2 separate regions of the Mus musculus genome follow, and region 2 is linked to region 1. The links are chromatin loops, found by intact Hi-C in ENCODE. Cell type or tissue: left cerebral cortex. All regions are shown on one strand. Each heading gives the region's core, and the rest is flanking DNA. Links, peaks and the distances in the headings are about the cores only. Region 1 has its middle 8.9 kb from the start of Tas2r137. Region 2 has its middle 4.5 kb from the start of Tas2r138.

Region 1 (5,380 bases), core at 170-5,169:
TGAGTTTTTTTTAACATAGGGGGCCTGTTAAAAGACCTATATGTAGGCATGTATTGCTGCATTGTATACAGCAGGTGCCCAACTACCTGAAGTTTAAAATACCCATTATAGGTAGACACAAAAGATTTAAAACAACCATATTATACCACCAATGTGAAGTGGTCAGTTATTCCTTGAAGTTAGTAACAATAAAGCCAAATAATAAACTACCCTAAGTTAACATACTCACAAGTCGCACATGAGACTTCCTAAGTAGTTGAAGAACATGCCTTATTTAAAATACCTATAAAGTAGCAGAGTTTTTATTTACAATTTTATGTCACAAATATTATATTTATTGTGTTTTTCAAAGCAGGTCTATGAGGTAGGTACAACTATCCTTGTTTCACCCAAGAAAAACAAAACAACCGAGAGCAGAGAAAATGAAGTGGCTTATATTCAGCTGGTAAGGAGACCTGAGTTGCTTGACTGCATAGCCTTACCTTTGACTTTACTACTAGAGATTATTACCCTTTTGCTTTTTCTTTTAAAACAAGACACTAAGTAGAGAAAGTAGATATAGCCTGAAGGGTGATATAGTTGTTATACACTCTTATAGCAAAATAAATCCCTGTGGTCTAAAACACAGCAGCAAGCAAATAACTGAAGTTCTTTTAATAAGCTAAAAATGATGCTTCAATAACCATGGAAGTTACCCACTATTATACTAGGTAAAGCTATGAGGAAACAAAGAGGAAAACTGAGATATGAGAACAAACTTCAGTTCTACTGGTGTCAAGTAGTGAGCTTGAAAACTTCCTGAGCAGTCCTGACAATTTCAGTGCTTGGTTGGTCAACAGTGGAACCAGGAGACACAGTGAAGTTACTTTGATTGTCAGAAGCCAGTAGAGGAACTATGACTTGTTTTCCTACAGGATCACCAACAGAGACCAGGAGGTAGAGTATTTCCTTCACTTGTGAGCCTCTCCCTAACTGAAACCTATCATTTATTTCTAGTATATTAAGAAGCACCCTATATGGGGCATTCCAGTTTAACACTGGGTGGCTGGAGCTACATCTGGCCAGTGGAATATAAGTGTCAATGGAAGAAAGCTAAAAGTTCACATACCTGCATTCAAAGTCCCACTGTATGGCTTGGACATTGTTTTAACCTTTTTGTTTCTGAATTTCATCTGTAAAATGATACTGTCACTTTCTTCTTGGAAAAGTTACATGAGACAATAATATGATGTGTTTAGCACAATACTTGACTCATCCAATGGACGAAGGAGGCTCAGTCATTACTACACTGATGGCCACTGTCTCAGTTGTTTCCCTTTAACTTACTAACCCGAGAGAGCACTGCTCCTTTGCTATATTTGTCTTGCTGCTACTCCCACTAGTCTTCACAGCACATAATGCAAAGCCTGAAAGAAAGTAAGAAAGATGATCCGACTCTCATTTCCATGTCAATATTTCCATGCCAATGAATGAGCAGGACAGTACAATGTCACTGTGCTAGGCTGAGCTAACGAGGGGCATTGGGGTAATCTGAGTAGATGAGAAACTGATTTTAAGAATTAAGTGGTCTCTTTTGTGAACAAGGGAAATTTTCTCAATAATTTTCTTACCCAGCTATTAAGCTTAGCTTATATAACTTGATGAGCAATAACCAATCTCCCTGAACAGCCTCAGAAACAATGTGTTTGGTGTTTGAGGTTGTATGAGTTAATCATCCAGTCTGAGAATTGTAGTGGAAGTGATCAGTGGTTTTCACACTGGCCCATCTTTGAAATGCAGCCTTCAGAGCCATGCACACACTATTAACGGGTGAGTGAAGACACAGTACACAAGTATAAGATGCTAAAGTGCATATGGCCAGGGGTATGTACAGAAGGAAAGCTTTCTTCATCACTCCAGTGTATGAAGTAGCACTGGCTGCAGGATGAGCAGGAGCAATGCTCTGTGACTTAGAAAAGAGCCCCCCCCCATCTTAAAATACACTTTCTGTTCTTAAAAGCATGCACGAGAAGTATAAACAATCTACACACAATACCCCTATAGAAAATCAAAGCATTTGCCATTTCTCTTTCAGCCTTTTAAAGCATATATATCCTCCTTACTTTTGAAACATAATTTTTAAAAAATTGGATACTATGACACATACTGTTTGACATGTTTTCTCCTACTTTTCTATGTAGTCATCTTTCCATTTAATATAGAATAAAATCTCAACGAACTTGCAGGGCATTTTTAAGCCCCAATATAATCACATCAAAAACAGAAGTTTCAAGACCCCAAACTTGAATTACAAGTCCCTAGAGTGTCTTAGTGCTGTTAGCTTCTACAGGTCTACTCAGTGCCGGGTGAAGCTGGGAGCAGTGAGGTTTCTCAGCAGATGGGGCTGCATGTGATTAGGCTCCAGCAGATCTGACTGGCTTGGAATCGGCTGACATCACAAGGAAGGCAGAAGAGTCAGCCTGAGTGAAGTGCTGCTGCCTCCGCCTCTCAGCCTTTCTGAGTCACGGAGGGCAGGCAGTCTTTAGCTCCTGGAGACAATCCTGCAGACGCACTGCTCTACTTCTGCAGCCTACACTCAGGAGTGGCTTTGGCTTCCAGTTGGTTCCTGTACAGGATGAGATTTTTCCACCTCCACCTTGTTTAAATTTCACTCAGTTATACACATAGCCCCTCACAATGTTTAAAATTATGAAAGCTGAGAAAATGACATGAGAGTTGCTCAAACAGAACAGTGTCCTATCAGATCTAGGTGTAATCACAGGAAGATCTAGTATGTTGACCAATGATCCCAGTGGCAGAAAAAGTAGGCAGATAGGGAGGACAGCAACTCCTCTGTCTCTGGGTAAGGATGGGGTAAAGCTAAGGAACAAACGTTACTGTCAGGACAGAAAGGCCGTTCAGGTATACAGGAATCACTTTAGAAAGCAAGAGTCCATAACACTGAGCAGGGATCCGGAACTTCTTAGAGTCCAACATAATCTAAACTCTCAAGGCAAAGATCAAACACATAGGCTGAGCTGGGGAGCAGGGGCCGGAGGGGCAGCACGGAACAGACAGAATGAGGAATTTCAAACACTAAACACAGCAACAAACTTCTGGAAAGCTGCAGGCTGACTATGGATGGCTTATACAAAATTTAAAAGAAAAAAAGATATAAAAAACTGAGTTTATATACTCTTTATTGGTAAATTACTAGTAAATTTACAACAAAATTAACTAAATATATCCAGACTCTCTAGGGAGGCAAAGTCGAAGGTAAAAGATCTTTGAAGTAGGTACAGCTCAACGGGAGACGGCCTGCCTAACATGACCATAGGTTTAATCCCGAGCACCAGAGAAAGATCTTCATTTCCACCCTTAAGCATATAGAATAAACTCTGAAAAAAATAACACAGAGTGGTGTGGAAAGAAGGCCTTGACACCAGGACAAGAACTATGTCATCTGTAGTTATACTTCATTCAGGTCCTTAGTGCTGATAAAATCTCATAAAAATTACAGGAAAACTAACAAGAAACAAGATATGAAGGTGGGTTAATTCTACAACAGTTTAGAATGCTAACCAGTGTTCAGCAGTCTCCTTCAATTCAGGATCATTTCCCTGTCAGCACTTACTGGTGGCTCTTCCATGCCAACACAACTAAAGGTACATACAGGAACACCAAACAGAGTCACTACTTACCTACAGGTGTACAGAGATATGCAAAAACATCAGTGTTTACAACGATGACAGACAGACTCTTGACATAAGGCTCTAAGGTAACCAGTGGTGAAACACCACAGGGCAAGTGTGAAGCAGAAAGGGCTTTCCAGATGTATGCCTTGGCCCTGGCACACATAGGGAGCCTGAGAATGTATTACTTTGTACCTTTCTACAGAGAAACCACTCCTAAAAAAAAGCAAGCAATTGATAAGTGCCAAAATGACAGGCTTAATACACACACACACACACACACACTTAAGATATGTCAATCAAGAAAAATATAACCACTCATTTCATATAAAAAATTTAATTTTTATCTTTAAACTATAGACTATACATGATTTGCAAAGGAGACTGTACCAAACAATGATCAAAGACGAATCATCCGTTCTATGCCTTTTCTTTTGTCTGGTCACTCAGAAATATAATGTTATCTGGAAAGAAACCAAAGTGTTAAGAGTCACTTTCAGAATGCGGTCTTCATTTCATTGATAATTCCCGTCAACACAGAAGTCCTTTAGTGGTATTAAAAATTTCAAAATAAGTAACTTTTGTTGTGTTCATAAGAGGTACACAAGAGGCAATCAATCCAATAGAACAGGCTGCAACTGCTTGCCCAACAATTCAGACTTCAATACAGGATGAGACCATTAAGCTCTCCCCAGCAACATCGTGTAAACACTAGTAAGCCCACCCACACACAAGAGGATGAACACATTCCACATCTACATGCTGCAACCATGTAGCAAAGCCAGGAGCCACCTTACAACTTAGCAACTGTAACATTATTTGCTTTTAAAGGAAATAGATTCATCTTAAAGACTGAATTTCATATTCTGGCTGGGTGGTTGTATTGCATACTCTGAATCCCAGAATACAGGAGGCAAGAGAGGCAGATGGATCTCTAAGTTTAAGGCCAGCCTGATCTACAGAGCGAGTTCTAAGACAGCCAGGACTAAGCAGAGAAACCCTGCCTCAAAAAAAAAAAAAAAAAAAAAAAAAAAGGAAGGAAAAAAAACAGAATTTCATACTTATTTTAGGGAAAAGTTTTAAGTATTACAAAGCAAGCGTTTTTAATGCAAAAACAAAGTAGACATTGCTCTGATTATTTCCAAGAAAATTCGCTAAAAACAACCAAAGATAGAGGTTAAGTAGCATTTCTTGGATAACTCCAAACATTTTATATGTTTTAGGAGTAATGATCCCAAAGTGTAATGAAGTCTAAACTGGTGGCAAGCAGTTGCAGCATGTTCTATTGGATTGATTGATTGCCTCTTGCGGACCTCTCATGAATACAACAAAAGTTACTTAACTACAAAATTATCTAAAAGATAGTTAATAGTACAATTACTTCATGACTGTACAGGACTAGAATGGAAGCCAAGAGTGCCATCTACTGGTGTATTTTTGCTTTAAAAGTCAAATATGGCCCCCTAAGTGAAAAAGTACTATACAAAAAAAGAGAAAAATGGAAGGAGTCAATATTAAAAAAAAAAAAAAAAAGAATGAAAACAAAATAATAACAACAGAAAATAATTTAGGATGCTAAATATATTTCTAAACCACTCTATATTTGCTGTGTTTGCAATGTGAGAAAGAGGACTTACTCTTTAGATTATATTAATATACAATAAGTTACAGGTAAACAGAAAAAATCAAATAGGTTTCTTCAAACATCA
Region 2 (5,380 bases), core at 310-5,309, 140 kb before region 1:
TGACCAAAATGGCTAAGTTAAAAATTCAAGTGACAGCACATGCTGACACGGATATGGAGAACAGAAACACTCCTCCATTGCTGGTAGGATTGCAAACTGGTACAACCACTCTGGAGATCAGTCTGGAGCTTCCTCAGAAAATTGGAAATTGTTCTACCTGAAATCCTAGCTATACCTCTCTTGGGCATATAGCCAAAAGATGTTCCACCATACCACAAGGAGCACACTCCACTATGTTCATAGAAGCCTTGTTTGTAATAGCCAGAAGCTGGAAACAACCTAGATGTCCCTCAACAGAAGAATGGCTACAGAAAATGTGGTTCATTTACACAATGGAATATTATTCAGCCATTAAAAATGAGGACATCATGAATTCTGGAGGAAAATGAATGGAGCTAGAAAATATCATCCTGAGCAAGGTAACCCAGTCTCAAAAGGACATGCATGGTATGTAATAATGGCTAAGTTAAAAACTCAAGTGACAGCACATGCTGACAAGGATGTGGAGAACAAGAACACTCCTCCATTACTGGTGGGATTGCAAACTGGTACAACCACTCTGGAAATCAGTCTGGAGCTTCCTCAGAAAATTGGAACTAAGTGATAAGTGGATATTAGCTAAAAAGTACAGGTGAAACTTACAGACCGTATAAAGTTTAACAAGCAGTAAGGTCCAAGTGAGGATGCTTCAATCCCACATAGAAGGAGGAACAAAATAATCACTGGAGGAAGTGGAAAGGGACCAGATGGGAGAGGGGAGGAGGAGAGAAAAGGGGGGCAGGATCAGGTATGGGGGGAGACAGGAGAGAAGCCCAGAGAACCAGGAACATGAATGGAAATATGCAGCTGTGGGGAGTTGGAGGTGGGGAGAACCTCTAGAAAGTCCCAGAGACCTGGGATGTGAGAGGCTCCCAGGACTCAGTGGGGATGTCAATGGGGATGATCTTAGCCTAAATGCCCAACACGGGGAAGATGGAATCTGAAGAGGCCACCTCCAGTGGATAGACAGGGGTACCAGTGGAGAGATATGGCCACCCACCCATCTTCAAAATTTTTGACCCAAATTTGTTCCTGTCTAAAGGAAACTCAGGGAGAAAGATGGGGCAGAGACTGAAGGAAAGGACATCCAGTGACTGGCCCAACTTGGGATCCATCCCATGAACAGGCACCAAACCCTGACACTATTGCTGATGGCATCTTGTGTTTGCAAATAGGAGCCTAGCATGGCTGTCCTCTTAGAGACTCTACCAGTACCTAACTGTGACAGATGCAGATACTTCCAGCCAACCATTGGACTGATGTTGGGGACCCCTATGGAAGAGTTAGGGGAAGGGTTGAAGGAGCTGAAAGAAATGGCAACCCCATAGGAAGACCAACAGTATCACCTAACCCAGACACCTTAGAGCTCACAGAGACTAAGCCACCAACCAAAGAGCATGGGCTGGGCGCCTTCTAAATGGCTACACAACAGGTTAGTTCCTAACCTATTTGTTAGTTCCTAACAGAAGTCTGAATTCAGCTACGGCAGCACGGCAGCACTACATCCATTGTGTAAACAGAAGGGTGACAGCTAAGAAGGTCATCCAGAAGAGGCGATAAAAAAAGACCTCATCCCAGATCTGTCTGAAGGAAATCTGCAGATTTTTCCTTTCAGTGTCTTATTTTACTAATATCTATGCTGACCTTGTATGAAGACAAACATGTTGCTTCAGTAAGTCTGGTGAGATTCTCCTGTTTTTTTTTTTTTTTTTTCCTTAGCCATAATAATGGTCTCTTGAAGAGAAATGAACCTACCCAGATTCAGCTTTTCCAACTCTCCTGAGCATTGAGTTGGCATTGAGTTGGACTATCTCTCTCCTTCCTCTACCTCCCTGAGGTTGTTTCCCAATAGCTTGTTTGCCATCTCAACAGATAGTCTGCACCCAAGCCCCTCTCTCTCTCTCTCTCTCTCTCTATATATATATATATATATAAAGTGGACTGAGAGCAAAGAATTCTGCCAGACTTCCTCACCTATCAAGGCAGGGCATCCTTCTCACTTTGAAAAGGAATACCAATACTGAATCTTAGCTTCTCACATTTGTGTTTGGTGACTTTGGCCAAGATTTTTGATCATTTGATCTTTCTGAAGCCTCTGCTGTCTCATTAGCAAATTATAAGTAGAATTTGCAAGGAAATTTGAAATTAGAGAAAATTGAATGTACCATAATACATTAAGTGGAGTCTAAAGTTTCAGTTAGTTAAAATATGGGAGCATATTATGACTGTACTAAAAATAAATGCCTGGGGCAAGCGCTCAGGACCAGAAAACTGGGAATTCTAGAAGTCACAGTGGTTTGGCGCCACCTAGTGGGACTCAACAATGTTAGAGGGACTTTGAGCCTGGCTCCCTGCAATGGGGAATATCTTGGCAAGTGGAAGGATTATGAACTACTTTTTTGTTTTGTTTTGTTTTGTTTGTTTCAGTTTGGTTTTTTGCTTTGTTTTGTTTTTTGCCTTTCAAACTTGTAATTAAAATGTATAAAACAGTGTATAAGTTAGGTAAATCAAATACATAGATTGAATAAATACATAATATATTTTATTTAAAATGGCATTAAAGGTAAAATGATATTTTACTTATCTCAAATTATCTATTTTTCACAATAATTTATTTTTTGTTAACGTTACATCCTGATGGCAGCACCCCCTCCCCCCCTTCCTTTCCCTAGCAGAGATTCTTACTAATGGCTGAATATGGAGGCTGAAGTGGTCACCTTCTGTAGCCAGGCAGGGCTTTCAGTGGACTGAGGGGAACATCAACCCACCCACAAAACCTTCAATCCAAAAGTTGTCCTGCCTTCAAGATGCACAGGCATAAATATGGAGCAGAGATTGAGGTTGAGGGACCGACTCACCAATAATTGCCCCAACTTGAGACCCACCCCAGGGGAAGAGAGTCAACCCCTGACACTATTAATGATACTCTGCTATGCTAGAACACCGGAGCCTAGCATAACTGTATCCTGTGAGGCTTCATCCAGCAGCAGATGAAAACAAATGCAGAGATCCACAGGCAAACATCAGGCAGAACTTGGGAAGTCGTGTAGAAGAGTGGGGGGATAGAATTCAGCAAGCCGGGGAGGGGGATGTCAAGGATACCACAAGAAGACCTACAGAGTCAACTAACCTGGGTCCAGGGGGGAGCTCACAGAGACTGACCCACCAACCAAAGAACATGCATATGATGAACCAGATGTACAACTTGGTCTTCATGTGAGTCCCCTAACAATTAGAGAGCAAGGGCTGTCTTTGACTCTGTTGCCTGCCACTGGATCCCATTCTCCTAACTGGACTGCCTGGTTAAGCCTCAATTGGAAAGAATGTGCTTAGCCCTGCTGGAACCAAATGTCTCTGTGTGAGGTGGTATCCAATGGAGGCTTCCCCTTCTCTGAGGAGAATGGGAGGGGTAATGGGGGAAAGGGTTTGTAAGGGAGAGGCTGGGATGAGAAGATTATGAACTCCTAATTTTAGTTCTTTGTAATATGTGATATATATATATGGAAATTGTGATTAGAACAGGAAATGGGAATTAACTAGTCATTTTAGGAGCAGGATTTCTATTGAGGGCTACTAGTGAAAAGCTATGTCTTCCTGGTCAAAAGAATGAAATTTATGTCTGGCCTAAACTACACAAAACATACGCTAATGTAGCTACACCTGTCAGCTACCTAGTAGACAGCAGTTCCTGGGAAGGCCGACTTGCGTCCTGTTACCAGAAGAGGCTGGAGGAAGAATTATTTCCATAATAATATGATGTGCCTTCTCTTCCCTACCCAGATTCAGTGTCAGCAGCTTATGGAGCTATAACCATGTAGTTGTGTTAAGCCTGACTGCTTTTCTAACTCAGAAATCTGTAACCATTTTTTTTCTCCTCTTTTCTTCTCCTTCTCCCTCTCCCTCTCCCTCTCCCTCTCCCTCTCCCTCTCCCTCTCCCTCTCCCTCCCCCTCCCCCTCTCCCTCCCCCTCCCCCTCCCCCTCCCCCTGTCCCCTGTCCCCTCCTTCCTCCTTCTCCTCCTCCTCCTCCTCCTCCTCCTCCTCCTCCTCCTCCTTCTTCTTCTTCTTCTTCTTCTCTTCACTCTTTTTCGTTTTCTTTTCTTTTTATTTATTCATTTTTCTTAGATACTGGCTGTGGACTGGGCCTGCTTCCCTGGACACTCTGAGCTTACCTACTCTTGTCATCTGTAGCTATTCACCACTACCATCTTCTACCATGTGCTAACAAAGGGCATAGTTTTCTCTTCCTCTTCTTCAGCTTCCTTAATGCCACAGCTCCCTGTTCGAGGGATTTTCTTTTAAATGTAATAAAATTGTCCTCAAGCTTCCTCCTGAGTCTGTTCTTACTCTCTTATTAAAGAGACTAACAATAAGAGGGGATCCCAATTTCCAGTGGTATCATGTGGTACCCCAGGTAGTATTGTGTCCTCATAACAACAGAGATGCAGAGGTTCATTCCCAGTATTCACACTTGCTGAGAGATGGTATTCCACTTTTCTCATGAGTATGACCCAAGCCATACTACATCTGCCTGACCCTAGGAAAATGACTGAAGCTTATCTCCATGTGTGGATGGGGACAAGTTGGGAAGAGAACCAGTCACTAACCATTTTATATTTTAACTCACACAAAAGCCAAAGAAGTCATGTTGACCCCCTGCATACCCTGAACTCTTCCCTCCAACCTCACTTCTGCTACAGGCTAGCCCAGCTCCCTCATTTTATAAAACAACCTCTTTTCCTCTATTCCCCTTGAAGTGCTGTTCTCTGCCTTTCCTGCTTTTCACCATGGATACCCTTTCTCCTTCAGGATGCCACCACCCAGTCTGTTTACTACCAATGGTCTATCGTTTTAAGATCAAATTGTTTCTTTCAGGTATGTTTACAATCTGTGAAATTTGATCATTCCCTCTAAGTAAAATGACCTTTTCCAGTAAGGAAAGGTTCTGTTTACATATGAACAGCAGTTTCCATATAGTCTCCATTGGCTTGTTTTCTCTGGGCTTTACTGTGACTTTCCTGACCTCTCTTCACCTCTGCCCCATTGATTTAATTATTTTGTTGTTCTTGTTGTTTTGTTTTGTTTTGTTTTGTTTTGTTTTTCAAGACAGGGTTTCTCTGTATAGCCCTGGCTGTCCTGGAGCTCACTTTGTAGACTAGGCTGGCCTCGAACTCACAAATCCACCTGCCTCTGCCTCCCAAGTGCTGGGATTAAAGGCGTGTGCCACCATGCTCAGCTGATTTAATTCTTTTTTATTAGGTATTTATTTACATTTCAAATGTTACCCCTCCTTCCAAGTTTCTCCTCCACAAACCCCCTACCCCTTCCTCCCTTCTGTTTCCAT

What was found. Peaks named below come from ENCODE experiments on the same cell type or tissue, not always from the same donor. Only the 100,000 strongest peaks of a DNase experiment are listed, where the experiment ranks them.
Region 2: it touches region 1 in a loop (8-fold over the local background); 3 of 42 quality-filtered maps call a loop at or near these places.

What each region holds. Positions count from the first base shown.
Region 1 is chr6:40,479,608-40,484,987 of GRCm38, reverse strand. It overlaps a transcript of Ssbp1 not described here. Among named protein-coding and RNA genes, the nearest start is that of Tas2r137, 8.9 kb to the left of the region's middle. In left cerebral cortex, for the core only: a CTCF peak has its summit at 5,080 (motif pointing left); DNase peaks (open chromatin) are centred at 2,470 and 5,051.
Region 2 is chr6:40,615,129-40,620,508 of GRCm38, reverse strand. No RefSeq gene overlaps it. Among named protein-coding and RNA genes, the nearest start is that of Tas2r138, 4.5 kb to the right of the region's middle. In left cerebral cortex, for the core only: a CTCF peak has its summit at 2,340 (motif pointing left); a DNase peak (open chromatin) is centred at 2,339.